Regions from separate parts of the Homo sapiens genome. Here region 2 is linked to region 1. Evidence: chromatin loops called from intact Hi-C (ENCODE). Cell type or tissue: transverse colon. All regions are shown on one strand. Each heading gives the region's core, and the rest is flanking DNA. Links, peaks and the distances in the headings are about the cores only. Region 1 holds the start of LOC105374709 (a long non-coding RNA gene). Region 2 overlaps CDH6 (cadherin 6).

The links. Hi-C counts contacts between places; a loop is a spot of excess contacts. Peaks named below come from ENCODE experiments on the same cell type or tissue, not always from the same donor. Only the 100,000 strongest peaks of a DNase experiment are listed, where the experiment ranks them.
Region 2: it touches region 1 in a loop (17-fold over the local background); 2 of 110 quality-filtered maps call a loop at or near these places.

The regions. Positions count from the first base shown.
Region 1 is chr5:31,210,115-31,227,042 of GRCh38, forward strand. The region is part of intron 1 of CDH6 (cadherin 6); the gene reads left to right. LOC105374709 (a long non-coding RNA gene) reads right to left here and starts at 6,986. Exons shown (of 5, transcript XR_007058714.1): 1 at 3,693-6,986. In transverse colon, for the core only: a CTCF peak has its summit at 9,090 (motif pointing right); a DNase peak (open chromatin) is centred at 9,087.
Region 2 is chr5:31,286,307-31,303,234 of GRCh38, forward strand. It overlaps CDH6 (cadherin 6), which reads left to right. Exons shown (of 12, transcript NM_004932.4): 3 at 7,656-7,950; 4 at 10,983-11,102; 5 at 13,158-13,325; 6 at 15,805-15,992. Among named protein-coding and RNA genes, the nearest start is that of CDH6, 100 kb to the left of the region's middle. In transverse colon, for the core only: no CTCF peak of the experiment used is centred there; no DNase peak of the experiment used is centred there.

The DNA.
Region 1 (16,928 bases), core at 5,303-13,302:
GAAGGCAAATACTTGAACAAAACTGAGATTCTGTTTGGAAGAAAGAAAAGGGTGAGAAAGATGCTGGGTAGTCAACAAACACCATAAACTATGATTTAGTCACTTAAAGTCAGTATCGCTGGGGGTGCGGCGACTCACGCCTATAATCCCAGCACTTTGGGAGGCCGAGGTGGGTGGATTGCTTGAGGCCAGGAGTTCGAGTTAACATGGTGAAACCCATCTCTACTAAAAATACAAAAATTTGCCGGGCATGGTCGTGCGTGCCTGTAATCCCAGCTACTCAGGAGGCTGAGGCAGGAGAATCCCTTGAACCTGGAAGGCGGAGGTTGCAGTGAGCCGAGATCACGCCACTGCACTCCAGACTGGTTAACAGAACGAGACTTCATCTCAATAAATAAATAAATAAGTATTGCTGATACTTTGTGATTCTGATACTAAGTGAAAATATAAGTACAGTCATCAGTATCTGTAGAGAATTGGTTTCAGGACACCCCTCCTTCCCCCAGCAGATACCAAAATCCAAGGATGCTCAAGTCCCTTATATAAATGGTGAAGTATTTGCACATAACCTACCTACATCCTCCCATATACTTTAAATCAACTCTAAATTACTTATAATACCTAATACACTATCAATGCAATGTAAATAGTTGTTTTACTGTATTTTTGTACTTGTATTATTTTGTATTGTTATTTTTTGGGTTTTTTTTCCTGAATATTTTTGATCCATGATTGGTGGAATCTGTGGAAGCTGAACGCACAGATACAGAGGGCCAACTGTATTGTATAAGCAAAGGATTCAATGGAATTCTATTTAATAAACTATAGCTTTAGAGGTAATAGATAACAAGACCCAAATCCACGAATTCTGTTCAATGAGGGTTACCTGCAAAATGACAATTTAGAGCAATACTAATTATTTGAAGGACCTCTGTTCCTATCTTTTATTTTAGCCTGTGTGTGAAGTGGGTTTTTGGTGTGTTTGTTTTGGGAATAGACTGACTAGAAATACATCACTGTCCAAAAGGAAAACATTTTTTTCATCTAGGGATTTGAGGCTTAACTAGCTGAAAGGAAAATATAATTTCATTTTGTTCTCATAGTCTCATTTAGAAAATAACCTTAAGAGATTCAAAGGACATCAGGCTATGTGAGCACTTTCCATGCTCTGTGGGGTGGGGGGATTTGGCTTGGGCTTCAACTTTATGAGTATGTTCTGAAGTGCTTCTTAAGAAAGTTTTTGCCTTTAGCTCTTTCCTAACCACTAGAGCTTTAAGAAACTTGAAAAAAAAAAATGTTCTTCAAAAATAGAATCACAAAACAGTTTTCTTTTTTCTTTCTTACTATAAATATCCCAAATCCTTCTTTAGGGACTTTATTTTTCTTTTAGGTTTTATTGGAAAGGCGAATAAGCTGAAATGCAGATGTTTATCTAAATCCAAGTCAAAACAGTGTGAGAAATAATTATAAAATATAAAATGAAAAGCCAACAGAGTTCTACATCTATTATCTGGGTAATTTTAGGCAAAAAAATGAGGTTCTGGGGTTGTTTTTTTTCACAAATGCATTTAGGTGGTTGTGATGTATGCCACACAACAGGATGTTCCCAAAGTGGAATAAAATCTAGAATCTTAAATTTTGTTCTTGATCTTGTTTGTATTCCCTGAGAACTGACCTTGCCACGGTGTGAGTTCACCTCTCTGCAAATGTAACTAGGACAAATATGTTTTGTTTGTGGTTGGGTTTTGTGCTTTGTGGGGTTTTGCTGTTGTTTGTTTGTTTGGCCTAGCAATCTGGGGACAGAATTAAGGAACCATAACCATAAAAGCTCCATATTTAATTAGGAGACTAGCTGTATGTGTGTGAAATTTGGAGAAAAGGGGGTATCTCATCACTGAGCTCTTCATCTGTCCTACTTTTGTATGACGAATGAATCCCAAGTTGACTGTCTAAGTATAAGAACTACCTTGTCCAAAAGATGCCCTGTTGGACATTTCTCTCGTGCAGTTTCCACCAATAAAATGAGAATAATGATAGTTTTGACTTAATCAAGGTGTTGTGAGGAATAACTCAGTTAATTGCTAATAGAACTTCCACAAGGGGCCTAGCATGTGAAAATACCCCCAAAATGTCAGATGTTTCTGCTGCTGCTATTGCTGTTGTTACTATTATTTCTTCCAAATTTTCAATCAACTTGGAGGTCCTGGGTATTTTTAAGCAACCTGCAAGCTTTTTAAAAAATTTTTCATTAATTGGAATGAGCCATGACATTTTTTTGTGTACAAATATAATGTGCCACCGGGGCTAATATTCCCATAATTCTACTCACTGAAACGTGATTTGGCTGAAACCGTAATGTGCCAAATGCGGCTGAAATTCAGAATTCCTCAGAGCCTCTTCAGCACCATTCCCTAGAAAATCTGCAACCCGATTTCATTCTCATTTGGGCTTAGGAAGGTGTGAACCAACTGCAGCCAAAATTAAGTAAGAATGGGAGATGTAAAATCTGTGAAGAAGTTTGTCATCTTGGCCTGAGGGTATTACTCTAACCTGTTTGCCGGCCTGCCCTTGTCCACGGGGTAACGACTGGAGAAAAGTGATAGATCACAACTGTGGCATCAAAAACTCATGGTGTTCACATGAACGTGCACACACACACACACACACACACAGCTCCACCACCAAAAATGCCCCAAATAAAATAGGAGAATTGACTTATAATTCTAGAAATCAAGGCTACCAGCTAGTTGAAGCTGCTTTTCTAGCCCACGTAGGTGCCCCTGGACACCTTCCTTTGCTATTCCCCACTCCTATTTTTCCCGTAGTCATTTATTCATACTCATTCATTTACTCATTTCTATCTTCAACAAGTACTGATTGTTTGCCTACTATGCACTAATTACAGAAGATAAGATGATAAGCATAATTACTTTTCCTTCACTGAGAGCTTTATGTCTCTAGAAAAATTCTCAAAAAATATGTGGTAGAAGTTATTTTGAATGCGTACTCTTCAAATCTGAAAACATAGATGCAAGCTACACCGCTGGCTAGATAATAGGGATGTTATCTGTAGATAATAGGATGGGAAAGAATGTTAGAACTCAAACAATGAAAGCGCAGAATTAAGGCTGCAATCCACCCATCAGAAAATCTCCCAAGCAGCACAAGTTGCAGATATTCAAATGCAGAACGGATGCATTTTACTGCAAGGATGAAATGCTTAAAATCAAAATTGTATCTCCAAATCACACTCACAGGAATTGGCTGTTGGTGTCTCTGTCCTGTGTGGAGCTCAGCAAGAAAACAGGGGTGCTCCTTAGCTGTTGGGTGAAAGGCTCTAGAGCGTGGGTGAGGGGTTGGTTAGGGTGGTGGGTAAAGGAAAACAGCAGACTGTTAAGTGAAAGAAACAGACCAATCTGTGCGATAAACTGCTGCTTAAACAGGTTTATGCAGAATGTGACTGTATGTCTTTTTAACAGCCTCTAAAAGTCCTTTTTTTAAAGCCTTTTCGGAAGTAGTTTCCTCTTTTCCTGTTGGACTGTCAGTTGGCAGATGCCTCTGGGAAACGGGGTTCTGCTTTCTAAAAGGCTCTTAAATAATGTTGGTTAAAAATTGCTTTTAAAGCTATCAGCCGAATAGCACATTGCCCTCTTCCCCTCACCCTCCCCAGCCCTATCTGATTTGTCAATTACCTCCTTCAGAAACCTCTCGCGTTCTCTGACACCTGTGCTGACATAACATCCCCCCTCCTGGCAGGCACCTGCCAATTCTCACTGAAAAATGATTGCTAAACATTTCAGCACCAGCTCCCAAGAAGAATTCCCTCCTCTGCCCATTGGCACCATAGAAACAGCCATTGTTCCTCATAATTGTGAGTCCGAGGCTTCTACTTTGTAACTCCCTACCCCTGTGGCATTCATGAGCTCTGGAACGTCACAACTGGGGAGGGCCTGTGTTGAAACGGCAATGATTTACCAGAGGGGGCCTTGATGACCAGAAAGGTGCACGGAAAGGAATCTGTGCCTTAAAAAAAAAAAAAAAAAACAGGCAGCAGTCTGGGAAAAAACCAGACACACTGGGCAAAGCTTCTGACTTCAGAAAGAGGTCACAAGGCATGTCAAACAACTCAATCACTCTTGTTTTTAACGTTTTTCAGAATTAAATTCTGCAGGCCATTTTTCTACATCCTAAGGGGAATAAAATATCATCCATATATTTTTAAAAGGCATTAATTAAGTTTAGCTCTGACACCCAAGAGTAATGGTCCCTGACCTAAGCCCCAACCTCCAACTAGGGGATTTGGATGAGGCTAATGGTGGTTGCACAATCAGATCTGTGTCGCATATTGAATATAGGTCAAAGGATGACTGCTCTCTGCAGAAAACAAAAATAATCTTTCTAAGACACCATTTCATATTAGCATAGGCCCATATGCTCAGGATCAGAAAGAAATTATGTTGTATCTAAAAGAAATCACATTGGAAGAAAATCACATTCGAAGCTAAGGCATTTGGCAATGGAACTACATTTCTGTAAGCCTTTATTTACTGATTGCAGATAAATTTTGACCTGAAATTAATGAAAAAATGTGAGCATGTCCTGATAAAGTTTTGGAACCTCATAGAAACTGCCAATTTTGAATGATTTCATACTATAACATTCATCTCGCTACTTTCAAAATGTCTAGCTTCAAAATGTTTGAACCTTCGATGTAAAAAGCTTCACAATTCATATCAGTTCATTCCTGAGATCCAATGGAAATGGATTAAGTTGCATATATGAGTGATTCGATTTTACTGTTTTTTTATCTAGTTTCTATGATTGAAATTATAGTCCTGCTGCTGAGGAGGTATCTTACCCACTTTGGGATAAATTGGCAACTTTTTTCTGCTATAATTCTCACTGAATATTCTTTTGAATGATGTGTATAATTAACATTAGTATATTTTCAACTATAATTAGAAGAAAAGTCCTTTAGTAAGCACAATCAACTAGTTAGTGATGCTTTCTGACACTTTGTTTATTGAAAACACTTAATTACTTTTTAATCCTTTAAGTACAATATCACATAGATACTACATTTATTGGACCATAATAAACCGCTGTAGGTATGAATACTATTCAACCTAGGTTTCAATATAGTTTCTACACTGGTCCCTGAAATAGTTTAAGACATTTAATTTTCTAGTTTTACTATCCACACCTTTAAGAATGCTGTGAAGGTAATAGGTTTAGGGGTACCATCAATATTTAGGTAATAAAAAATGTAAAACCAAATAGCTGGAAGCCAATTCAGTTCTACCATGTAAAATAATTGCTGACTGGAGCAAATCAATGCTTTGAAGATGTAACCTAATAAAAAATATAACTCTGATAAAGTTAGGTAAATTGAAAATTCTAGGTCTGGTGTGCAGCAGACTCATTATTTATTCCAAAATGATGATTTTAATGTCTCCATGTCTATTTCTCTTTTTTTTTCTCATTGTGGGTATTCAAAGTCTCCATGTCTAAAGTAAAGAGCTTTGCCACAGGTATCCAGATGCAGGACGGAATCAAGTCTAAGAGCCAAAGCCTTCACCTGGTACTCACCAGCAGAGTGAGCCTGAGAAATCTCTTTTTCTCTCCATGTCCTAACTCCTAACATTATTAGGAAGATTGAATGAGATGGATGGTAAAGGCTTTGCACAGTTCTTGACTCACATGTAAGGAAACCAGGCAGCTCCCTTCACAGAATCAAACCTGGATTATCCAATTTGACGATGGACAGCAAATTTCCACATAGCAACCAAGAGACAGATGACCTAAAACCTGTGTTTCCTGATAATGACTGTGTGTTTACACTCACCATCATAAAGTAGGAAGAAGGCCCTTTGGTTTTTTTTCAAAATCTATGCCCTCCTACAGCAAAAGTATAAAGGGGTCTTAAGGTGTTTTAAAGTTCTACAACATAGTCTATTATATTATTTAGATCATGCATTTATGTACACATTCAATGAAGTTTTGGAACTTAAAATACATCTGACTTTTTTTTTTTGAAAACTTAGGGTCTGTTCTAAAAAATGAAATAATTTCAGAGTTTAAGAAGTTTGCTTGCAATCTAATGCTTATTTTGTCAATTCAGTTGCACGTAAACATTACTGTACATGCCTTGAGGGAAAAAATGTTGTTGCTCCAATACAGGGGACAGCAATCTATGGCTCTCAGGCCAAATCCAGCCACTGCCTGCTTTTGTGTGGCCTGCAGGCTGAAAATGGTTTGTCCATTTTTAAATAGTTAAAAAGAATCAACAGAAAAACAGTATTTTATGATATATACTGTATTACATATTATTTTATATAAAATTCAAATTTCAGTGTCCATAAATAAAATTTTTGGAACAAATTGTGTATGTATTGCCTATAGCTGTTTTCACTCTACCATAGCATAGTCAAATAGTTGCAACAGAGATGTGTATGGCCCACATACACATCTAGTGTATGTGGTAGTAAAGATAGTAAAAATCTTTACTATCTGGCCCTTTAGAAAAACAGTCCACTGACTCCTGCTGTAATATAGCAAGCCCTGCCACCAAAAAAAAAAAAAAAATGCAACAAGGAGTATTCAACTTAGAGATAGGTTTTATACAAAAAATTCATTGGGAAGTCAGTTATCCATGAAAACCAAATAATAAATGGCAGTTTGACTCCTGACTAGCCCGCAAATGCCAATTAACTTATAATTGATTTTAACTGTAGTACTAAAAGCCTGAGTTATGAAGTTTAGAAATATGTGACTGTTAAGTTGCATAAGAGATGAGGAAAAGATTTCCATAAACTTTTTCTGGTTGAGAGACGGTAGAGAGGCTCATGTGTGGTTTTAGGGTCCTTCTCCCTGGGTGCTGTTGTGCTCTCTGAGCAGAGGGACCTTTTATTATGCATGTTGATATTCCTCACAGTAATTCAGCCCAGGGCGTGTATAGGTGCAACAATATAGACCTGTTAAATGAAGTGGGGTTCGTACATTTCTATGTTCTGTGTGTTGAATAGTCAATTTTCCACATAATCTTTGTCTCTCTTTTGTTAGTAGGCAAAATTTTTCATAAATTTAGATCCGTTTTAAGAAAAACATTTTTAACTTTCAAATATAGTGGTTTTCAACTTTTTAAATTGTAAACCACAATAAGAAATACATTTCACATCACAGCCTAATGCACACATCCATATATACTCATAATTAAAACAAAGGTTATTCAAAAAAAGAAATTTTCTACATCAAAAAGTATCTGTTCTTTCATATTCTATTCCGTTTAACTGTTTTTAAATTCTCATCAGTCTTACCAGATGGGTTTAGTGGCCTACTAATGCGTCATAACCAACAGTGTGAAAACCTGGACCTATATTATTTCAAAATAAATAGCTGGATACTCACAAGTGAACTGATTCAATCAATCAGTTATTTCAGGACTATTAATTGAGCACTTTAATAAGTACCTGGGCCAGACACCATGCCAGACACTGGGATGCTGTAATCAACAAGACATCCTCCCTAACCTCAAAGAACTGAATGGTTAGGTGGCGAGGTAAAACACAGTAACTGATGTTGAGGGGGTGAACATTTTTCAGCTCAGCCACAGGTACACACAAGTTACAATATAAAGCCTCTAGGAGTAAGAGAATAAATCCAAGTCCCAGGCCCAGCTCTGCCTCTATTTAACTAATGTTTTCATTAACCTTGGATTTAAGGCATGGCTTCCTGTTTCGTTTAAGCTATATTTAGCTTAAATACAGTTAAAACATTGTTAAATTGTTAAATACAGTTAAAAACTGTAAAAGATACAGTTAAAAATTGAATGTAAGTACAGATGAAGCTAAAATTCGATATTTAGTAGTTTTCTTGCTGAAATAGAGATGGCATTTGTTTTTTTATTGTCATTAAAGTCTATTAAGTTAATTTTAATTTGTTTTTACAACCAATTACTAAAAATGGCATTATTATTATAATACATTTGAAATTCCAGAACAGTTAAAATCATGGAAATACCAAGTTGAAATATACTTGCAATATGTTCTTGCAACCATTACTATTTTAAGCTTAATTATAATATATTATCCAATGAAGCAATTAGGCATTTTATAAGCAGATAAATTCACAAAAACAGAAAAAAAGGACACAATGCTCAATCATTGTATTTAAAATTATAGCCAAAAGAAAACTATACCTGAAAGAGGTTTATCTCACATGTCTCAAAGATTTATAGTTAATTAAAGTAAAACATGGGTAGGTAATTCCAAAGGCACAGCAATTTCATCCATTTAACAAAGAGCTCATTTTACTGGTAGAAATTGTAGATATGAGAAAGCACAGGGGTTTTTGTTTTTAAAGAAATTGGACCCACTCTCGTTTATTTCGACAGAAAGTTCCTAAGTGTGTTCTTGCTATCTTCCCCCATTCTACCCAAGCCCAGGGTAAGCTCTGGGTTCCTTTTCTGTGAGCCCCACATTCAGCCCATCAGAGCACAGTCATCTCTTCTGCCCAAATATGTCCAGAATCCATTTCCTTTCCTCTCTCCACTTGCAGAACCTAAGTCCAAACCACAATTTATTTCCCCCTGCCCAAACTCCAGCACAGACCTCCAGCTTGTATCCCTGCTTTCTGTCTCTTGCTTCTGTGAAATCCAGGGTCTAACACAGGGTCATCTATAAAATTTAAGTCAGAGCATGTTACTCCTGCTGCTTCAAAAGCTCCCGTGGTTCCCACAGCACTAACCCACTCTCATCCCCTACCACTTCGCTCTTTCCTAGCACACTCTGCTTCAGTCACATTTAACTTCTTTCCTAGATGGGATGGTTAATTTTATGGGTCACCTTGGCTGAACCAAGGTGCCCAGATCATTATGCCAAATGTTTCTATTAAGGTGATTTTTGGATGAGATCAACGCATTTTTAAATTGGTGGATTTTGAGCGGATTAGCTTCCATAATGTAGGAGGGCCTCATCCAAGCAATTGAAGGCCGAATAGAACAAAGACTCAAACACACAAACACAGCAAGAAGGAATTCTGCCAGCAGATGGCCTTTGGACTCAAACTGCAATTCTCTTCTGTGTCTCCAGGTTACCTGTGTTTTAAAGTCCTACAAGATAAGCCATCAGATTTTTTTGACTCACCAAGCCTCCATCCACAATTGTGCAAGCTAGTTCCTTAAAGTCTCTCTCTCTAGATAGGTAGGTAGGTAGAGAGAGACAGAGAGATACACATACACACAGCCACACACATCACATCCTGTAGGTTCTGTTTTTCTGGAGCACCCTGGCTATAATACATCAAACATATCCAATTTTCCCTGTAACACTTTTGCTCTTGCCATTCCTACTCTCTGAAACTCCCTTTCCAGGCTCAACATATGACTGCCTTCTTCACATCATTCATGCCCTCTTTGAGCTGAGGCATGAATGATGTAAATGAGGCAGTTATATGTTGAGCTCACCCCAGATACACCATCACATTACCCAGTTTCATTTCCTGCATGGAGTTTCTCATCCTGAAATGACTTCTATTCATTTGTTTATTTGTATATTGTCCAATTTCCCCTGATGGATTCCAAGTTCCAGGAGGGAAAAGACCTGTTATATATTGTTCTTTGTTGGGTTCCCAGCACCTAGAACAATGCATGGGACAAGTATTCAGTAAGTATTTATTGAATAAATGAATTAGTTAAAATGTTAAAAATTCAAGTGACTTCTATGCACTATCAATCAACCATCAGAATTTGTTTTGTCCAGGAGGTCAATCTCCATTCACAGTTCATACAATGAAGAAGACAGTTGTATATCACATGAAAAAGTTGTTCCCCTCTTAATTTCCACACATATTGTATCGTTTAAGTCTTAAATGGGGAAACTCAGATACTTACTAAAATTGTCTTAAACCTCTCTTTTATTTTGCATAGTTTAGTGTAATACATTTGTTATTAAATTAGAGCTAGAACCTTATTCTTCCTTTGTACACTTCCACAATTAAAAACAGTTCTTTATATTTTTCTGTGACACATCTTCCATGTTGGAGAGCATCAAAGCATCTTGTCAGTGTGTGGACCTAGTTTCAAAGGTTCTACCTGCTAACCAGTTCCTTTTTTGAATTAATGAGACAATGTTGTTCATGTTGCCAAAATCAAAGCAAAATACTGATTTTTTTAAATGTGAGAACTCAGGAAGCAGGACCAACTCCAACAGATATGCTAAATCCACTTAAAAGTGTTTGGAATATTTTAACTTCATAAGCACATTATACTGCACTCCTTATATCTCATAGTATCTGATACTCTTAGAGTTAGTGTGAGTTATTAAAGTGAGGGATGCCAAATTCTCTATTTATTTCTTCTCTCATCTGTTCATTCATTTCATTATGAGGCATTGCTAAGGACCAAGTACTGAACTAGGTGCTAAGTATACATAGGTGAATAAAATAGACACAGTCCCTGCCCTTGAGAAGCTTACAGTCTCATGGAGGAAGGAAAAAAAAGGTAAACAAATAAGTCAATACATATGTACATAAAAACTATAATGCGTGCTATGAAGAAGGTGGACCTGGAAATAATGGTAGCAAATCACTGAGGGGGCATATTCTCTGATACAGAAGTTATAAAAAGCCTCTTCGTAACAGTGATATTTTATCCCCCAACCTGAAGGATGAAAAGGAGGAAGCCAAGAGAAAAACTGGGGGTGGGAAGATGAAAACTGGCCAAGAGTCCCAGGAAGAGGGGTCAGCATGGGTAAGGAGTGTAGGGAAGCAAGTGACTGATCCAGTTTAAGAACTAAAGGGATTTTTTTCCATGGGGCATCATCCTGAACATCTGGATTTATTCTTTCCCTTAGCCTTTGACTAAGATCTTAAGCTGTCTTGCCTGAATTCTCACCCTATCCTGGATACAGGCTGTTCAGGGGGGAGACATTTAAATAGAAACCATGTAGTTTGTCATGCAAATTGAATCTCTTGAGCAGAATTCGATTTAATAAATGTCCCAAATGTTCATTATGCAAGCACAGCCTGGCTGCACATTGACGAAGTCCTTTGTCAACAGCAGCGACTCAGTCTGTCCCCAGTCACTCACTCACCAGTCAAGCACTCCAGCTGACTGCCAGAACCCTTTAGAAAGTAAACACTACTGATTAGATAGGTTGAATCAATACTTCTTTTCCTTACATACCAGTAGTGTTGATTTCATAGGCCAGAACCAGAAACCCTTTATTGGTCTTGTGCTCAACTCACATACATTTCAGTCATCTGCAGTCAACTTTAATTCTATTCAGAAAGAATTAACACGCAACAGCTCCAAGTAATGGAATCTTGGAATTAAGAGAGAAATCATTCTCTAGAATTTTCAAAAAACTTATTTCATTGATGAAGATTTTATCTTTTTTTCAATATTTTTTCACTGACCTTTATTAAACATTTTATTAAATACACCTGAGAAAAGACTGTCTTCAAAGATTGATGACTCGTGGAAGAAATTGGAAGGAATCAGAAAGCCTGGCTTAGAGTTATGATGAAACTTGATGACGGTGCCATCTTGCACTTGATCTTTTATTCACAATTTGCACAAGCTAACAAGCTTAGGCACATTCGTCAGTTAATCAATGCAAATGTCATGTAAGGTACTGGGGAGAGAGTTGTTTAAGAAAGATGATGTGATGTGGTAGACAAGCTTGGGTTGTAGAATATTACACATGAAACTTAAAATTCCAATTTGGCCATTACGAGTTAGGAGTTTTTGAGACAGGTAGTTCCTCAAGTTATTTAATTTTTTTTTTCACTTGCAAAAGTGGGGATCAAATCTGCTAGACTTGTTGTGTGGATTATATGAGAAACCATATGTAAAACCATCCGGGAGGCTTTCTCCCAGCTAGTCAGCTTTAGAATGTGTTAGCTTGCCTTTCTCTACCCACTAACATTTTCAATGCAACTATAAAATACCTTTTTCTATTGTAGTTTTAAAAATAGGAAAGACTTCCCTTCTATAAAACTTCTTACAAGAGAAATAAATCTTAAAATGGCCAAGTGACTTTTTTTCAATAGGGATATTCACTACTTCTAGGAATGTTTTAATATTGGAAATATGTAACTGTTAATACCTGATACATAATGACAAAACTCTGACAATCAAATGAACATTCCTTAATGCCAATTTTTCCTTATTCTAAGAATGTAATCCTGCCACCTTGTAAAAGTGATTGATACAGGTATAAAGTTTGCCCTGCATATAAATCAGAGAAAGTGAATTAGATATAAGTATGTTAAGTTCCTTATTTCTCTATTTGTCATATGAATCAAATTTTATGCATTTTACATTTTGTCTGGAACAATGCTACAGAAAGTTTTTTTAATTAAAACTTTCCAAAGGAATATATTAAATCGAGCTTAATATGAAAGTGTTTTCTGCTGATGATTCAGATATCAGTGCAATTAGAATCATCTCCTGGGTGCCAAGTTCAGTGCTAAGACTTTAGTACATTTTATCTCACTTAATCCTCTTAATATCTATAAAACATAAGTATATATTTACACATATAGAGATAAATTCATTACACAGATGAGAAATTGAGATCCAGAGAAATTAAGAACTTCCTTAAAGTAGAATAATTCACTAATGGTGATTTTATAACCTAAATCAAAGTCTGTCTAATTCCACAGAGCCTCTATTACACTTGGCAAAAATAAAACTAAGCCAATCTACTATAAATTATAGGTCATCTGCTGTTTTCATTATTTTGTGCATTATCCTAATCAATACCATGATCCTTAGATATTTGAGGGACTATATTTTCTTGCAAAGTTCTCACTTTTTTGAGACGGTGAACTCATTTGTTCTTTTGCAATACCAACTCTCTCTCTCTCCCGCACTTTTCCTCTTTCTCTCTCACTTTTCCTCTCTCTTACTCTTTCTCTCTCTCTCTCACACACACATTCTTTTCAGCCACCTCTTCACTCTCTCAAGCTACACAGTGTCTTTCAGTACCTGAAAAAAATACATCTCATTTTCTTTCCCTGTTGACTTATGTACAAGTTCATTGATGCCATCTTTATCTTTAGAGTAGTAGAGATTTATTTAGAAGCCCTTTTAAAAGTGAACCGCATTTTAAGGACACAGTTTCACAGTGGCGGATAAAAATTGCTCTTAGAACTTGTTTGATGCATTTTCATCTCTTTCTTTAACTGCTTTGCTCACAATATTCTGACTTTGTATTTATTTCTCCTTGAAGAATTTGTTGTCAAAAAAATTAATTACTTTGCTGCTAATAAAATTAGGATTTCAAAAAAATGGAAGCTTTGTAACATTATCCCTCCTTCTGGGAAACATACTTGTGCTCTCTAATGTGGAACTTAGGAGTTTTGTAAATCCAGTACTTTGTTTAAATAGTTTAATGAGATTCTTATTTTATTCTTGTTTGTAATTATTTGTAGAATGTGCAGCTCTCAGTGATTTCATTCTTAAAAAACTAATTAGTATGCTATGGAATGATTTGTCTTTTGTTAATTTCTATTAACATTACATTTTGGTTCCGGTGGTGTATGTTGCACTGGATTCCTTGTGGGCATCAGTGGATGAAAGGCATGTTTAACTGTGTCCAATATAATCATTACTAATTAATGGACAAGTGAAAAGAAAGAAGAATGGATATTTTGATGCACCCTTCATTTGGAAGGCTAAAGTTTGAAATTCTATAAAAGAATTTAAAATGTATTTGCCAAAATAATTATTTTTTAAAGCTATATTTTATGATTGAAGAATACTGCCCTGCTGCATAGAGAAAGATTTATCAATGATGGTGATAATGACAATGGTGGTGGCAGTGGCGATAAACAACAATGAAAAAAATAATTGTCAACATGTACTAAGTGCTTCTGTGGGCCCAACATTATGACACTATCTCATTTAATCCTCATGGTAACCCTGCGTACTAGTCTGTCTTCAGACTGCTAATAAAGACATACCTGAAACTGGGAAATTTACAAAAGAAAGAGGTTTAATAGACTTACAGCTCCATATGGCTGGAGAAGCCTCACAATCATGGCTGAAGCAAGGAAGAACAAGTCACATCTCACATGGATGGCAGTAGGCAAAGAGAGAGAGTTTGTGCGGGGGAACTCCTCTTTATAAAACCATCAGATCTCATGAGACTTATTCACTATCGTGAGAAGAGCACAAGAAATACCTGCCCCCATGATTCAGTTACCTCCCACTGGGTCCTCCCCACAACATGTGGGAATTCAAGATGAGATCTGGGTGGGGACACAGCTAAACCATATCACCCTGTAAGACATGGATGATTTTTATCCCCATTTCACAAATGACAGAACTTAAACTTTGAGAGTTTAAGTAAATTATCTAAAGTAATATGGACAGCTAGAAGACACAGTTAATCTCCAAGTTTCCAGAGACAAAATTTGAATCACTCTCATTAGTGGGTTTTTGTTTGTCTGAGACAGGGTCTCACTCTGTCATCCAGGCTGGAGCACAGTGGCCCAATTATGGCTCACTGCAGCCGTGACCTCCCTAAGCTCAAGTGATCCTCCCACCTCAGCCTCCCAAGTAGCTGGGACTACAGGCACGTGCCACCACACCCCTCTAAATTTTGTAGAACAGGATTTTGCCTTGTTGCCCAGGCTTGTCTCAAACTCTTGGGCTCAAGTGATCCACCTTCCTCAGCGTCCCAAAGTGCTGGGAGTACACACATAAGTCACTGCACCCAGCTCTCAATACTCTTTTTAGCCTTTATAAATTAACATGTAATCTCACAATATTTATATTTCAGCCAAGTTTTCTGTATTGCTTAACTCATAATTTTAAAGCAATGGTTGTCAACTACAGGTGATTTTGCTCCCCAGGGAACATTTGGCAATACCTGGAGGCATCTCTGACTGTTACAACTGGGAGGTGCTACTGGTGTCTAACAGGTAGAAGCCAGGGATGCCACTAACATCCTGCAATGCACAGGACAGTCCCACAACAAAGAATGGTCTGGCCCAAATGCAAATAGTGCTGAGGTTTTGAAACCCTGTTTTACGGAGTTGTCCAATGAATGATTTTCTGGTAATCATGCCTTTTTATGGCTCGATTTCTGTTCTAACTGTTCTATTTGATGCATAAATGACTCTGGGCTTTGTGTTTATAGAAGACACTGCATCAACGCAGAGGGCTGACATCATCCCTCAGAGTCTCAGAGGATGTGAGCCATGTATTCTTTGGGCTTGTTGATATTATTACTCTTACTATAGACACAACATGAGAGCTCATTCTAGACATACACTGTCTGTATTAGTCATTCCCGCATTGCGATAAAGAACTACTGAGACTGGGTAATTTATAAAGAAAAGAGGTTTAATTGGCTCACAGTTCCACAGGCTGTACAGGAAGCATGGCAGAGGAAGCCTCAGGAAACTTACAATCTTGGTGGTTGGCGAAGGGGAAGCAGATATACCTTACGTGGCCGGAGCAGGAGGAAGAGAGAGAAGGGGGAGGTGCTACACACTTTTAAACAGCCAGATTGTGTGAGAACTCACTAACTGTCATGAGAACAGCAAGAGGGAAGTTCACCCCCATGATCCAGTCACCTCCCATCAGGCCTATCCTCCAACAGTGGGGATTACAATTCGACATGAGATTTGGGTGGGGACACAGAGCCAAACCATATCACTGTCCAACTGTGTTACATATTCAAATGTGCATAATGGTACTGCATGGTGGGTGCGGTTTTCCCCACAGAGTATTGTGGATAAGGAATCTGAATAGCACAGAGGTTAAATAACTCTCCTAAAATTGCGTAGCTGGTAAGTAAATGAACCAGAATGCACATTCCAAGTACATACTCCATTCAACATACCCCAGGTATAATTAGCAGGAGAAACATAGAGTCCTACATCCTGCCCTGGTCCTTTGCTGCCCTAAGAATAGGGTTTTTCCTGAAATAAAGTAATGCACTTCTCAGGTTAGATATAACTAAGTAGCCCATTGGGTAGGAGGTTTGAGAAGACATGTTCTCATTACACAGAAAAATATACTTTGAACAGTATACACAGAGTACGTATGTATGTATGTATTTTTGAGATAGCATCTCACTCAGTCACCCAGGCTGGATTGTAGTGGCAAAATCTCGGCTCACTGCAACCTCCCCTTCCCAGGTTCAAGTGATTCTCCTGTCTCAGCCTCCCAAGTAGCTGGGATTACAGGCGCCCACCACCACGCCCAGCTAATTTTTGTATTTTTAATAGAGACGAGGTTTCACCATGTTGGCCAGGGTGGTCTCAAACTCCTAACCTCAGGTGATCCGCCCACCTTGGCCTCCCAAAGTGCTGGGATCACAGGCATGAGCCACTGCGCCCGGCCCAGAGTACTTATTTCTGATGGCATACAAGTGATCATCTCTTCAAGTAATCAGCCGCTTTCTTTTCTTGGAAGAGGAACCCAGGGCACAGAGAGGTTGTGCGACTTGGCCATGTTCACACAGCATATTAGGGAAGTTCACAACCAGAGTGCAGTTCTCCTACTTCTTGTCCCTTTTTGCCTCCTCTCCCAGGGTCCCCACCTCCTTCCTACCAACACGAGAAGAAAACGGTCAGTTCAAACTCCTCTTGAACATGAAATGCTTTTACAAACTAGGAACACAAATTCGTCGTTTTTGCTATTTTCAGAAACTGTTTGGGACTGCAAATACGTTGTGAAAAACTAGGCTTTTGAAGATGAGACAGTGAAATCCCACTATCCTCATTATTATGCAATCAAATCACTCTGTGAGACTAATTAAGGATTTTGAAGTATGTTGTGTTTCTCAGAATCAAATGTGAAGAAAGGTGGTCTCATGGCTTTCATAAGAAAGGGCTGAGCCTGTTCCAACCATATAAGGGCAAAGCCTGAAAATGACCCATCCCTGGAAGCTGCTCAGCTTCTCCTAGCA
Region 2 (16,928 bases), core at 5,935-13,934, 77 kb after region 1:
AGTGGGGAATGAATTGATTGCATATAGGAGGAGACTGTAACTTAGACCAGCAGCTTAAGGAAGGCTTCTCTGAGGTGATAAAGATTAAGCAGACCTGGCACAAGAGTTGGCTTAACTAGGTGAGGATATTAAAAGGGATTGATGTCAAGGGAACCACATGCAGGAAGGCGTAGCTACGAAAGAGCTAGTTAGTGATGTTATCTTCAAGAAACTGCAAGAAGTAGGGTATGGCTGGAACCAGGAGAGTTAAGGGGAGAACGATGGCTGATGAAGCCAAAGAGAGGAGGAGCAGAGGCCGTGCCGGGCTTTGGAGGCCATGCGAAGGGGTGGGGATGAGGGCTTTATCCCAAGAGTAAAGAGGACACTGCAGGATTTAATTAGAGGAGACTGGCATCTTCAGAGTTGGTGTTGTTCTTAAGTTGATCTAGTTACAGAAAGGAAAATCTAAAGAAAGCAAGCCTGGGTGTGTGTTTGGAGGGCCTCCTTGCAATAGACCAATGAGAAAAGGCAGTAGCATGGACCAGGGTGACAGCAGTGAAAATGGGAAAAGGAAAAAAGTAGGTGAATCAAGATATACATAAGAGGTAGAATTGACTAGAGTTGGTGGCTTAATGAATGTGGGGATAGTGGCAGAGGGTATGGCCTAGGATGACTCCCTGGTGGCTTTTACAGAGATGAGAGGAGGAAAATGATTTGGAGAGAAGGTGATGAGGTCAATATTGGATGTGCTGAGTGTAAGTTGTCTAAGAGAAAGAGGTGACTATATTCTTGACTCCAGATCTCAAGAAAATGTTCTTCCCTGGGGTAACAGATAGATTTAGGCACTGATGGTACAGAGATAGCAATTGAATCCATGAAAAGAGATAGAGGATCTCATGTGGGGAGAGCATGTGAAAGGAGGGAGACAAGGACCAAAGACACAGGCCTACAGGATACCAGCATATAAGGGGCAGATAGAGGAGGCAAAGTTAATCATTTCCAGTTCTATATTAGGACTGAATGGAGACTAAGATCAGTTAATTTATTTCACTGATTGATAGGAAAGTCAGAATTCAGATCCAAATCCCACCACTTTCCCAAAATCCACCTTTGGATATTTGGTGTTTATGAATTCAAGAGTAATTTATTGAAGGTTTTCTCTGAGGTAGGCCCTCTACTAAGCATCTTACATACATTATTTTATTTATTGTCTGAGAAACCTACTTGTAAATTAAGTATTATTATTATTCCCATCACATGGATGAGGAAATAAAGGCCTGGAGAGGTTAACTAAGTTCCCCAAGGTTATGTGACAAGTACAGAGCATAAATTTACACTCACCTCTTTCCCTTGCCTGTGTCCATGCTAGTAAGTACTATGATTGTACTAGTTAAGGCAGTGGCTCTCAAACTTGAGCACTCATCAGAACTACCTAAGGAGTTTCTTAAAACACAGCACTGGTGGGCATCCCCTGAGTTTCTGATTCTGGAGGTAGGTGGGGCCAGAAATTTGCATTTCTAACTAGTTCCCAGGTAATGCCAATGTGGCTGGTCCAGGGACCGCACTTTGAGAACCACCGACTTAGGGTCAACGCAGAACTACAATAACAACAACAAAACTTCAAAAACATAATGGTTGTAGTGCAATGTCTTTTTTTCCTCTTTCACATTACAGGCTGGTCGGATATGAGGTTATTCTAGAACCTGGGTTCCTTCCACTTTGTGGCTTGCCATCCCCTTGGGCACTGTTCTCATCAGCCTGGTGGAAACCAGGTCACTGCCTCATTTACATTGCAACCTGTGGAAAAAAGAAAAAATAGGACTAGAGCAAGCCAATTCCTGCTAAACCAGGGACACTGAAGTTGCACCCTTTACATTCACACATATTACAATGTGAAAACTGAATCACAGGGCTGAACAGCCACACACCCAGCTGACCCACAGCTGGGAACCTGCCACAATCATATGCTGCCATCAGCTTTCTAATTGGTAAAATAATCATCACATATAAATTAGTTAACTCATGCCAAATTATTAACATTCAAATACAGCAGAATAAAATGTGTCATATGGAATTTTATTAAAATGCACTTTTGATTTACCTAATCCTATAATCTCTAAAACAGAAGCAACTCTAATCCCTGCCATGTACTTCAAGCAAGTTCAATTTCTTCCTGATATAAACTCTACCCAACAAGCTTTTCCCAGCCTTCACAACACTGTCTATTTATTAGCATTACGTATACATGCATTATATATAAAGATGTATGTATACATGTAGACATCTATACGTATACATAGATATTGATGCAGTTAAGCCTCAATTTGTCATAATTTGATTGATTGTGCTAATTTAAAGTAACATTCCACCTATTTAACACAAAGATGTTCTCTCTCTCTGCTGTAATTCCTGTTTCTTTCCTCAATCCCAGACAGCATCTTTTCAACACCACTGTTCTCTAATTGTCTTATAATAGCTCAGATTAGCAACCATAACATTTCTTAAAGAGCAACATTACATTTGCACTACACCGTACAAGTCCTTAGCCATAATTCAATATTTCATTTTAGCCAAACATCACTTCATACCTTTTCTAAGCCCACGTAAGGCTGCTGTAGGTACTTTTCTATGTGTGTCATCTAGGTAAGCTTTTGTTTGGATTGTTTTTGTTGGGGGGAGAGGGGGTTCTTTTATTTAATTTTTATTTTAGATTCAGAGGGTACATGCACTTGTTACGTGAGTATTACACGTGTAATGGTGGGGGTTGGGCCTCTAGTGTACCTATCACCCCAGTATTGGACATTGTACCCAGTAGGTGATTTTTCAGCCATCACTCCCCTTCTTCCCCACTTTGGAGTCCCAGAGTCTATTTTCCCCATGTTATGTCCATGTGTACTTTTTGTTTAGCTCCCACTTATAAGTAAGAACATGTGGTATTTGATTTTCTGTGTCTGTGTTAGTTCATTTAGGATAATGGCCTCCAGCTCCATCCATGTTACTGCAAAGGACATGATTTCATTCTTTTTTACAGCTTTGTAGTATTCTGGGGTGTATATGTACCACATTTTCTTTATCCAGTCAACTGTTGGTGAACACATAGGTTGGTTCCATGCCTTTGCTGTTGTGAATGGTGTTATGATAAACATATGAATGCAGGTGTCATTCTGATAGAATGATTTCTTTTCCTTTGGATAGATTACAGAATGATCTACTGAATTGCTGGGTCAAATGGTAATTCTACTTTTAGTTCTCTGAGAAATCTCCATACTGTTTTCCATAGAGATTGAATTAATTTACCTTCCCACCAACAGTGTATGAGAGTTCCCGTTTCTCCACACCCTCACCAACATTGTTTGGACTGTTTTCTGTCTTAACAATGCATATGCTGCGGAGATTGCATTTGGTCACTGACTCAGATGGTGACTTGGGGACACACAGGAAATGGGAGCAATAAGGCAGCATTAGCTGGCTTCATAGACGACTAAAAATCTTTGTTATGCCTTTGAATTTGATTTAAAGTCAAGTTGGAATTCAGCACATTTAGCATGTAAAAACATGCTGTGTCCCCAGGAAACCACAACACCCAGCAGGCAAAGATGCTGCCATGGTTTTGGTCCCACCCACCATGGAGCTACATCTACAACCAAAATCCCTGTGTTTATTTGCCAAGATGCTGTATTAAAAAAAAAAATGGGCACAGTGGCTCACACCTGTAATCCCGGCACTTTGGGAGGCCCAAGGCGGACAGATCACTTGAGGTCAGGAGTTTGAGACCAGCCTGGCCAACATGGTAAAACTCTGTCTCTACTAAAAATACACAAAAAATTAGCCAGGTGTGGTGGTGGATGCCTGTAATCCCAGCTACACGGCAGGCTGAGCCAAGAGAATTGCTTGAACCTGGAAGGCAGTGGTTGCAGTGAGCCGAGATCGCACCACTGCACTCCAGCCTGGGCAACAGAGTGAGACTCCATCTCTTAATAAGTAAACACATTTTAAAAATCAACAGAGGAAACAGACAAAGACCAAGAGCTCCCTCTGGCACGAAATGCTACAGGTACAGTAGTAAAAAGTCTTACCAGCGACAGGTGAGATGTGACTTTCTGTGGCAAGTGGATAGTTTTTACTTGATGGTGAATCGTTAAAAGTGAACCAGATGATTAAACTTAATGGAACAGCCACATTAAACTGAAATTAGTAAAAACATGCCTTGGGCAGCCTACAGCCTTTTATTTGTTGTTGTTTAACTTCTGTCTTTTACAGTGGCCATGATGGATGACATCACAAAAGAAAAAATCCAATTAAAATCTAAGTGCTCAATAAACCCCTAATGTCTGATTTTCACCACCACTTTCACAGGCACTGATGTCTTATGTTTCCTTTTTTTCCCAAGAAAAGAACTGGCCCCAGGGGAGTTTGATGGCAGAGGAGGAGAGTGGGGAGAAAAAGCAGAGGCTTTGGGAGGTTTCTGCTCCGTGTACTCGGTCAGACCCAGAAAATGCACTTTGGAGGGAGGAAGGGGGAGGAAGTGAAATTGCTTTACTATCAGACGATGCAAAGAGAAGAGATACATTTTCCCACTAGTTTTCAAATATTGATAAATCAGAATTGTGATCTGCAAAGCAACCCTTGCTCACACTCTTCTCACTCTTCTTTAACGTCTCCTCTGCCCTTTAACATTGTTTCGGGTGTTTGTTCTATAAGTCATCGAAATGGTCTCACCTGACAGCTAAAAATACATTTCTGATTACTTTTACCTGAATAAATCTTGTGACCAGATGTGGAATTCACCTATTAAGTGTGCAACAATTACATACTGAAACCGATGAAAGAACTAGTGGAGGAGAGTGTATAATCCAGTGGAATGCAGAGTATAATAAATCATATGTAAAGATAGCAATTGCCCCCCGCCGCCCAGTTAAAGAATACTGGCTTTTGATCACAGATTTTACCTTAGAGATACCATGTGTCTGTAAAATTGGGTTTTCAAAGTCTTCAAAACAAAGTTCTCAAAAGTCAAAATAGGAGAAAAAGCATGCTGATTATAAACTAAGAGTTAATAACGGTAGCACTCTCTTAAATTTGGGAGGCACTTTGTAATCTATAAGACCCATATTATGCTTTTGTTGCATGTTTACATGGTGGTTAATGTACTATTTGCATGTGGTCTTCAATTAGATCTTCACAACAGCCTGGCCATGTAGCTCTTATTATCCTCATTTTGCAGATAAGAATCCTGGCTGAGGGAGGTTAATTGACTCTGCTGTGTTCTTACACTTGCTGAGTGAAAAAGAATGAACATGGCTCATGCCTAGGAACGTGCCCCCCGCACTGTGCCAGGCTGCTGACCACAGCTGCCCTAGAGCAAGGATCCGCCAGGTGGTGACATTGCTTTCCTTACTCATGGGTTAATGAAATAGCTTTTTAAGAGCCTCTTCAGTCATTCGAATTTGACGATGGAGAGTTAAACTTTCCCCAGTGGCTCTTTGTGTGTCATGATGGTTTCAGCGTTTCCTTAGCATATCCCATCACTCAAATCATGGGATGCTCTTGTTTTACATTTCTGATTGCATTTATCTCACTTCTAAGCAATTTCCTCCCCATTCGAATTTATCTTCCATTATTTCTGCCAAATTGCTTTCAAGACTACTAATTATATGAATAATATTCTCTTCCCCAAACACCACGATTAACTAGCTTTTGCTGTGTTACATTAAACACGGTTTCTCTACCTCTAAATATGAGGAAGTTGCACCAAATAATCTATAAAGCCTCTTCCTGCGCTCAAGAGTTAATCTTCAGACTCTTTTCCCATGAGCTGTGTGATTTTGGAAACATAGCACGCACCGGATTCTCAGTTTTCTTGACTCTACAATGATGGATTTTAAATTAGTTCATGTTTCCCAAAGTATCTTTTTTGGAAAACTGGTATGGGGGATATCGATATAAGTTACACCCAAAAAGGATTCTTTAAACAAGACAGGGAAAACTAAATTACACAGAATCAAATGTAGTTTCAAACTGCAGACACTCAGAGCCTTTGACATGTCAACAGTGACTCTAAGAAAGAGGCCGTATATAAAGTATTTCTTTCCCTCAGCACTTCCTGTAAATGATATTACATGGAATACACTTTTAGACTAGGTTGGATTATTTTTAAAGTCTCTTTTTGCCCTAAGAGTCTATTTTCAAATGTGTAATGCTTCTCCGAGCATTTTGTGCAGTATTAACCAACAAGAGAAAGACTTGGCATAACTGTTGTTGCTGTTGTTGTAGCATAGCCCATATTCTGTTTAGACAGAATTGAAACAAGGTAGAGAGTAGCAGCCTTCCCACTAACACTAACTTCTCTATATACCATGGATGCTTAAAACTCTGGGGGTTTATAAATAGTCCTCCTCAATAAAAAGCACTTTTCGAAAATTTGCAAATAGGGTTAAATTATCTGAAAACCTGCAGACTGAATATATATATATATATGTGCGTGTGTGTATGTGTGTATATGTATATATATGTGTGTGCATATATATATATGTGTGCATATATATATATATATATATATATGTGTGCATATATATATATATATATATATGTATGTGTTTGTGTATATATGTCCTATAGACCTATAGTTAGGTCTAGGTACCATCTAAAGGTATCATCTAACCTTTTGCTGGGTGGGAAAAAGGGAATTTAGGAAACAATAGGAAATCAACACTGTGGATATAATCTCTGGGAAAGGAAACATGGACTACTTATCCAAGTTAGGATTCTCATCTTCTATTTCCACGGTATCCTTAGTATTCATTTAATTCCAACTTTTACCCAAACCCATTTCACTGACAGTTAGTCATCAGAGTCTCTGCTTGATTACCTTTAGGAGCAGGGAACTCACCACTCATAAGACAGACTATTTCAATTTTAGGTTGGCTCTAATTATTAGAAGGTCCTTTCCTATCTTATACTTAAGTATAAATATGAAATGCTATTGTTCCAAGTGACCTGTAAATTATCTAGTCAGGTGATTTTCAAGGTATTGCCCTTGGCAGCACTTAGGATATTTCTCAAATGCTTTGAGTTGAATTTCATAAATAAATAAATATCACATCTTCCCAGAAAAAAATGATTATAATCTCTATCACTAAAGACTCAAGGAGGTTGCCAAGCTTCCCTAAATTCACCAAGATAATAAATGTAAGGTAGAAATAGAATATACCCAAGTCTCTCTGATTCAAAAATCAAAGTCCTTTTCTAAATAGGATATTGCTTCCCTAATATGTTTGTGTACATGCAAGTGAGGGCGAGAGTGTATTAGTGGAATGTGAAAGCTGTAGTGAAAAATAGGAAAATCGTGAAAAGAGTCTCATTCCAGCCACCCTAATACGTCCTTGGCCACCTTGCTATTGCTCTTGCCTTTTGTTTTCCCTTCTTCAAAATAAAGATTACTAAATTTTCTCCCAAACTCTGTTCCAGTTCTGAAAAATTCCATGATTATAAGGAAACATGTTCATTAATGAATGGTATTTACCATTAAGAGGTTACGTAAATAGTAAAAAAAAAAAAACTTGTATTCCTTAGAAAGAATTTAATAAAAGTTAATGTAGCATGCACCAAAAAGACAAAAACAGTTTAGAACCACATGCTTGACTTTTACTTTCTTTAATTTTTTTTTTCTACACTAGTTACATTCAGACCAGGATAGAGGAGATGGATCACTTAAATATATCCTTTCAGGAGATGGAGCAGGAGATCTCTTCATTATTAATGAAAACACAGGCGACATACAGGCCACCAAGAGGCTGGACAGGGAAGAAAAACCCGTTTACATCCTTCGAGCTCAAGCTATAAACAGAAGGACAGGGAGACCCGTGGAGCCCGAGTCTGAATTCATCATCAAGATCCATGACATCAATGACAATGAACCAATATTCACCAAGGAGGTTTACACAGCCACTGTCCCTGAAATGTCTGATGTCGGTGAGTGAGACGTGACTTCAGCCAAAAGCTGGCTTTCCCCTAGTGCATCCACTGAGTAAGGAATCCCACGAGCTCAAAGTACTGAACTGCATGAATTTAGATGCTAACTTCTTCAATCCATGTATGTCCTTTCTGTAAGTGCATATGTTTCCTAATATTACTCTAGTCTCATTTTGTGATTATTTTAAAAACCACATTTCCTCTAAAGAGGGTCTGAAAAGTGGCAGGGTGGGAGTGGGAGGTTGAAAGAGAGACCATCTCCTTTCTCTCCCACCCTAAATGCCCATTCTCTTTCTTGGGCTGAAAGCAACCTTCTCCACTTCTCTTAGCCTATGTGGGTGTTAGGGTCCAAGTAACAATCTCCCAAATAGAAAATAAAAGCTTACATTTACAATCCAGTCTAAAAAGTAGTGATAGTTGCTTTAAGTAACTAGTAACTGTATATTTGGGAAGGAGATCAAAGAACTTTTTTTAATCCATAAACAATAGGCACGTTATGTCTAGGGAGTGGATCCTTTACTACATGGTGGAAATGAAAAGACTTTCATAACATACATAGAGTGAATTAATATTTTTTACACAATACCTCTACTTTTTTAAATAACTAGTGGATTTAATTTGTTTAAATTGAGAGAAGTAAACAGGATTTAAATTAAGAAAAAGAATTCTACTGACATCACTCTTAGCCACATTGAAATACTTCATGGGAGACACTGACAAATTTTAAACTACTTATATAAAGGATTATTTTTATTTTCACTCTGTCAGATTCAAAAGGGCTGAAATTACATATTAACTTTATTATGATTCTGTCAGTTAGATATCAGAGACATTGTAGTTCACAGATCCAAGACATAGAAAATAACAAATCCATGGAAATCGTTGTAAAACATCTACATTTTTCTTATGAAGAAATTGCTTTTCTCATTATTTAAAGCCACTTTGTTTTGTTACAAAAATTGCAAGCCTCACAAAGCAAAGAGGGAGATGACTGGAATTTTGTTTTTTCTTCTTCTTCTTCTTCACTGCTTATAGCAGCAATAGAATGGCATTCTTTAAATTTGTTAGGAAAAAAATTTCTCCTCTACGTGGTAAAAGGCAGAAGAATTCATGAAGAATAGTCTCTTCATCAGCACCACTCAGGGCAACTGTAACCAGCTATGCAGGTATTGCACTGCACAACTCTAGGGAGTGCCATTCACTTTTGAAGCCATTATAGAATTAAATTTGTATTACAAACATTTAGGGGTAGTTGACAGTAACATGTCTTGAGAAAAATAAAAAGGCTTTTTTCAGTTTGCACACAGACACAGTTATGGTGACATTGATCATCCTTAATTGATATCTCATTATTGTGATTATAGAAAGGCATCTTCGAGAAATTACATAAAGGCAGTGGGACAACAGCATGGGAGCAAAAATGGACTTTGGTATCAAACAGAACTGAATTTGAAACTATCTCCACTAAGAACCAGCAGTGTAGCCCTGGGCAAATTATTTGATTTCTCTGATCCTCTAGTTTTGTATCTTGAAAAAATAAATAATAAATGTCAACTCCAAAGGGCTATCATGAGGATTAGATGATAAAACAGGTACAGAGTCCCTAGTACAATATCTGGCAACGAATAGACATTTAAAATGTCCAGATATCATATTCTAAAGCAATCAAATTTTGTGTTAATGTTAAATAAGAACTTGAGTGTTTGTTGACTTGACTCACCCTAAAATCATAAGATGTTCTCAGTCTCCCCACCTCCCTTGCCAAATTACAACGGTGGGTGGTCTGTTTTGTGCATCAGCACTATACATTCAGGGCATCCAACCCTAACATACTACAATCTATTTCTTCAATAAGTGAAATTGGCTATATAATACAAAAGCAATGTAGAATTCCTAATATTCCCTGGATGTAACTTACCTACCCCTTTCATGGAAAGGGGAACTCCAGCAGTATGCTTACTGGTTATCTGATACAAATAACAAAAAACAGCCATTAAGTGATCTTAATCCGAGACTCTTATCCTTTCGGGAAGTCACAGAGCCCTTTGAGGATCATATAAAATCTACAGAATTTCTCCTCAGTGAAATAGACATGTAGGCATACACATGAAAATTTATGTGGAATTTCAGGGGGTTAGGAATACTTTGAAGATTATTAGGCAACTGTGGGGTCTAAAATAAGAATGCTGATCTGAAATGTAATAGCCTTCTTTGTATATTTAAGTATAATGACCTTTTGGAATTGCAGATTCCAGATGTTTGTGCTTTGCTGTTCCAATTCATTGATTCTTTATGTAATCCATAACTACATTCTTTAAGTTTCAAGGTCTTTCAACCGTTTAGAACTATCAGATAGATTTATCATTTAGGATGCTTTTATTGGTAAGTAACAAGAAATCCAACTCGAACTAGTTTAAACAACAACAAATAAGTATTTATTTGTCACATTACTTAAGTCCAAAAGTAAAGCGGGCTTTGGACAGGATTTGATCTGAGTTCTAGCTGTTTTTCTGTGATTTTCTATTCTATCCAGCTTTGTCCTCAGGCTGGCATTTCTAAGATCACAAAATAGCTGCTGCAAATGTATATCAGCACATTACGGTCCAAGAAAAAGAGTATCTATGACAGAATTTCCAGCAAAATCATGAGTGGCCCCTGATTGGACAATTCCTAAACTAATTCCTGTGGACAAAGGAAGCAAGATGCTGATTGACTTTGTCCTGGATAACTCGAAAGAATCACTAAAGCAAGAGTCCAGTCAAATCCCGCCATTGGAGATGGGTTGGAATCAGTTCCACCCCAAGTCATGATCATTCCCATGCTTTTCTGTAACCTAATCCTTAAAATATTTCTAAATGTTGATTGTATTTCTTTAAAGAATCCAATCCTTTTTCACCCAGCATCCTACCAAAGTTCTCGACTTCCTCAGCATGATATTTCCATACAAAATTAAGATCGTGCTGGTTTTGGTGTGTGTCAAAGATTGATATGAACTCTTGATGTGTTTTCAGTTTATATTTCTGTCATTACAGGTACATTTGTTGTCCAAGTCACTGCGACGGATGCAGATGATCCAACATATGGGAACAGTGCTAAAGTTGTCTACAGTATTCTACAGGGACAGCCCTATTTTTCAGTTGAATCAGAAACAGGTTAGACTTTTTGATCTTCCTTTTTATAATCTATAATTTTAATTGACATGCTCAGCTGAGCTAGCATATTTTTAATAAAAATAATCAATGTGATTGGATTTTCTTGCATACATCCACCAAACACTAATGATATATTTGTAAACATGACATCTGAATAATTTTAATCAAAAAATCTGGCAATGAATCTTTCACCCACCCTTTCTATGGAGTAGATTGAGAAAAATTATGTATTGCCTTAGTTTTCTTCCAGTTTGGGGTGAAGCTAAAAGGTAAACCCCTTTTTGATAGTATTGGCCTGTTTACAGATATTCAGAATCTTCTTTTTCTAATTATTTAGTAGGATTGTGTCTCTCTATTCTGCTCTGAAATTAGATGTAGCCATGTGATTTATTTGGGTGAATAAAATGTGATAATGATACAAGTCGCTTCTAATTAAAATTTTCAAAGCTGGTACACAATCTGCCACATTGCTGTCCCTTGCCACAGTGATCATGGAAACCAATGTTGAGATGTAGTCTGTAGCCTGAATGTCTGAGTGGTATGGTGAACAAAGCTACCTGCTTACCTGCTCAGAGCATGAGTGAAAAATAAACTTTAGTTGTGTGAAGCCACTAAGATTTTGCATTGTTTGTTATCAAATCATTGTCTAGCCCATCCTAACTGATGGAGTCCTAATCAAAGTGAAATGCCATCTGGAATCCTCTTTTCAACATCTCATTTTTCTGTTTTCTGTATTTTCTCCACAAAGTAGCAACCTATCTTATAATGATTTGTTTTTAGCAAATATCATTTGTATTGTACAGTAAATTGCACACATATTTTTATCATAATGAGTCAATTTCCTTTTATACATTTTTTAAACATCCATTATTCTTAGTAGAAATCAAAACTTCCCTAGGTTCCCACATCCAGTTGGAAATCTCTGTGTTAAGTGCTGCAATGAACTTGGAAAGAATCCCAAGGAGAAAGAAAATGTTGAGTTGAAAAACAATGAGGATGAAAAATTAGAATTATTCAACTTAAAGGACAAAAGGCTGAGGTGATCTCCTGTATTTAAATAGAGAAGTACTATTATTTGGAGAACAGAAAGCAGCCGCACTTTCACTGAAGGCAGGACTATAGGAATAAAATTGACCTGTTGTCTGAAGTATTCTTGTTAAAAATTTTAAAAAAGATATTTTCGCTTCATTAGTTGTTAAGCACTAGAATGTGTTTCTGCAGAAGGTTATAAAGGCTTCTCCAGTGAAATTTGAAAGAAAGTTAATTTAAGCATAAACCTTACATAGAAATTGGGCAAACTTTTAGAAGTTCTTTAACTATTTTATAACAACCTAACAACAGAGATAAATTTAACCTAACTTAAAAATTTTGGTTGTCATTGGGGCCAGTTGAACTAAAGTTCACGGTCAGCTTTAGGAATTCTAAAAGGCTGAAAGACCTTGAACCTTAATTCCAAAATTCTCTAGAATCATACAAGATGATCATTATGAGAGAATTGATGTTCTATTTTCTAAAGACCATAGTTTTACAATTTAGAAAATCCTCAGAGCATTCGTTATGGTAGGTGTATCTGAGGGATAATTAGCTAATCCATAATGGGAAACTCAACAGTCAGTTCAAGTATGTGGCTTTCCTAACAATTTCCTCATAATTCACCTAAATGTCTTTTATCAAGCATATTATAGTATACCTTTATACCACAAGCCATTTTAGATTCTGCTGTGTCATCTTATAACACTTAATGTTTATACATCCATAATGTAATTATAATATTGAGTGTCTTATAACCCTTAATAGTCTATACTATTGCAGAATCTGACTTGTACTTATTTTTATTCTCCTTGTATTACAGGCTTTTTTTAATGTATCTATCTCCCCTGTGTGGTTGTAATATCCTTCAGTATAAAGGCTGCATATAATTATTTTTATGTCACCATGACATCTGCATAGCATTTTGCATATTGTGGGTGACAGTTTATGTTGTTTGCATAAATCAATGATTCCATAAAGTATTCTTAATGCATCCCTTTGCACTCTTAAATTTCACATCCACAGGTATTATCAAGACAGCTTTGCTCAACATGGATCGAGAAAACAGGGAGCAGTACCAAGTGGTGATTCAAGCCAAGGATATGGGCGGCCAGATGGGAGGATTATCTGGGACCACCACCGTGAACATCACACTGACTGATGTCAACGACAACCCTCCCCGATTCCCCCAGAGTAGGAACATTTGATTGAATGAATTTCTTCAATGTGCTTTTATAAAACTCGAACTTTAAGAATTTTTATTTTCCATTGTCATCATTATTGTCAAAGTTAGTGGACTTAAGAAGAACTGGTACTTTTATTAAAAATGAGTTGACAACATGGCATACACTCAGGAAATGTGAACATTTATGTTCCTCTATTGGTAATTACCTGAGTGATTTCTGCTGTTGTTGTAAAGGCAACATCATTGTTTCATTTCTCCTTATTAAGAAAACTACCACAGACATAAATCTGCTCATGCAGAACATATGTATACAAGCATGCTGCAATTTGTTGGAAAAAATTTGACTTTATGTTTTGTGAATTTAATCAGGCATGTAATCTCTTTTAAATCCTCACAAAGCTTTATAAGGGGAGGATTTATTATTTTACTGTTTCTAAAAATACAACTGTGGAAGTAACTAGGTACTTAATCCATTTGTAATCATAAGTCGTTTTCTACATTATGGTTAGTTGAGATACCGAAAGTTGTCTCCAAAATCATTAACTCTAGTGATTAGATAAAAGGAAGAAGAAGGAAAAACAACCTCCATGAATACCAACTTGGTATCAGGAGTATGCTAAAAATTCTCACATAGAGCTACCCAAGAGGGAACTAGTTTTAACGTAACTTTTCATCCAGGAACAAAATCCCTTTGGGACCATGATCTCCTACGAAAGCTATCTCAATTATTCAATAGAAAACCCACTCATTCTATCATGACATTTTAAAAAAACTAATCAGCTGATACGGGCTTCCTTTAGGGTAGAGCTATACATGGATCAATAGGAAGTAGTTTTATTTTCTTTATTTTTTCAAGTTTTTAATCAGAGTTAGCTAAATGCAAAAAGATCAGAGCTAATTAAAGAATATCTCATATAACAAGTAGAAGAAAGGTTCTATGAGGCCTACCATTTCCCTTACAGAGGCCTGAAATGAAAACTATTAGGATCACCAACAGTTTGCCCAAAACCTACTTTTTAATATGGAGATTCCCTGGGGAAGAATAACATAAGGATTCCCCCGCACCCTGGTACCACAGGAATTTGTAACTCACTCTGCTCTGCTTAGATAGCCTGTGACTTGTTAATGAGCAATATGCCAAGGCAAGGGAGGGAGAAGTTAGAAAGGGGCAGGAGGCCCTAAAAATGGAAGTTGAAAACACTAGAGAATACTTAACCTGGGGCACACCAACTCATGCCTGTAATCCCAGAGCTTTGGGAGGCTGAGGGAGGAAGACTGTGTGAGGCCAAGAGTTCAAGAGCAGCCGAGGCAACATAGTGAGACCCTGTGTCTACAACAAGTAAAAAGAAATTAGTCAGGCACGATGGTGTGCACCTGTAGTCCCAGCTACTCAGAAGGCTGAGGTGGGAGGATTGCTTGAGCCCAGAAGTTTGAGGCTGCAGTGAGCCATGATCACGCCACTGCACTCCAGCCTGAGCAACAGGAGGAAATCCTGTCCAAAAAAAATGCTCTTTTTGAGTTACGTACTTGAGTCAAAAAAAGTTTAAAAATTTTTTTAACCTGCTTTATCATTTTACCAAGTATGAACTCAAGGGATTACTATTACTGAACGCCTACATTTTAGTAGTGCCATAGACTGTTTAAATTCTTTTCAAATCATTTGTATGAATGGTTAACAAAATGTAATTGAAAAGGGTAGAATAAGCCTTGGTTTTACTATTTTATATTTTTGGTGCTAAGTATATCATGGCCTGGCCAATCTAAACTGAAACTCATATGTAGTCTCTCTAAACTAAGTTTGCAACAGGAGCATATTTTTTTTAAAAAGTGTCTATATAGGAAACATAGGTTTCAAATTAGAATTACAAATATAAGTATGGGAGAAATCTATGCATAAAATAATAAAATTTAAGAGTCAAAAGAAAAAAATTAGGAGTTTTATCACTTAATGTATTTACCTATATCTCTAACTCTACAACTAGGTCCAGCTCCATGTATGAATAAAAGAATATCTACCTGGATACAGCCTCCAAGTTGCTATAATTTCTTTCCACCTCCAGCTATTATTAGCAACGGTAGAAAGAACTCTTTTAAAGAATACCTAGTAATTAACTAAAAGTCGCAGTTCAGATTAAATTCTTCTCTACTCTTTCTGTTAGATGAAGTTAACAAAGGGCTTTGAAACCTTCTATGCCTCCTGTAGCCATTCAGTTGTTCTCACAATCACACCATAAACTTTGGAGCCTGTTTACAGACAAGAAAAGTGTTCTCCATTTGCAAGGAAACAGGTCATGAAATAGAAGAAACATTCTTAACAACCACGAAAGTAGACATAAGAAGAACAGGCCACCATTAGTTATTTTGAGGAAAGCACACATCTACCTGATGGTAATGTCTTAAAGAACTGTTAGAGAATAGGTTTTGTTTTTATGATGATAAGAGTGTGGTTAGTCTATGTTTGACTTATATCTGTCTGGTGATTAATAGGTACATACCAGTTTAAAACTCCTGAATCTTCTCCACCGGGGACACCAATTGGCAGAATCAAAGCCAGCGACGCTGATGTGGGAGAAAATGCTGAAATTGAGTACAGCATCACAGACGGTGAGGGGCTGGATATGTTTGATGTCATCACCGACCAGGAAACCCAGGAAGGGATTATAACTGTCAAAAAGGTAATGCCGCTTCTTAAACACCATACAGAGTGAACCCATTTACTTTTCTCCAGTTCCTAAGTTACCAGGGGCAATTATATCTCACATAAACATTCCTTTAGATTTTTATTTTACTTATTATTTTCAGAAAAATGCCAGTTCTGGCCGGGCATGGTGGCTCCCGCCTGTAATCCCAGCACTTTTGGGGGCCAAGGCAGGAGGATCTCTTGAGTCCTGGAGTTTGAGACCAACATGGCAAAACCTATCTCTGTTAAAAATACAAAAATTAGCCAGGCGTGGTGGTGGGTGCCTGTAATCCCAGCTACTCTGGAGACTGAGGCAAGAGGATCGCTTGAGCCTGGGCAGCAGAGGTTGCAGTGAGCCAAGATCACACCACTGCACTCCAGCCTAGGTGACAGAGTGAGACTCTGAAAAAAAAAAAAAAAGAAGAAAGAAGGAAGGAAGGAAGGAAGGAGAAAGAAAGAAAGAAAGAAAGAAGAAAGAGAGAGAGAGAGAGAGAGAGAAAGAAAGAAAGAAAGAAAGAAAGAAAGAAAGAAAGAAAGAAAGAAAGAAAGAGAAAGAAAGGAAGAAAGGAGGGAAGGAAGGAAGGAAAGAAAGAAAGAAAAAAAGAAAGAAAGAAAGAAAGAAAGAAAGAAAGAAAGAAAGAAAGAAAGAAAGAAGGAAAGAAAAGAAAGAAAGAAAGAAAGAAAACCAATTCTAATGACACTGAGATCTCTTGGGTTGGCTTTCAGGAACCTAAAATGATATGCATTCATGTTAATTCTATACATCCAATGAATTTTTATTAAGAACCTCCTAAGTAAATAAGTAATATAAACAAATGATATTCGTAAAAATATATAAAGTAAATACTTTAAATGAACAGTAAATAAACAGTGCCAGACATTGCTCTAGGTGCTGGAGGTGCACTGGTACATACAACAGATGTTCTCTGCC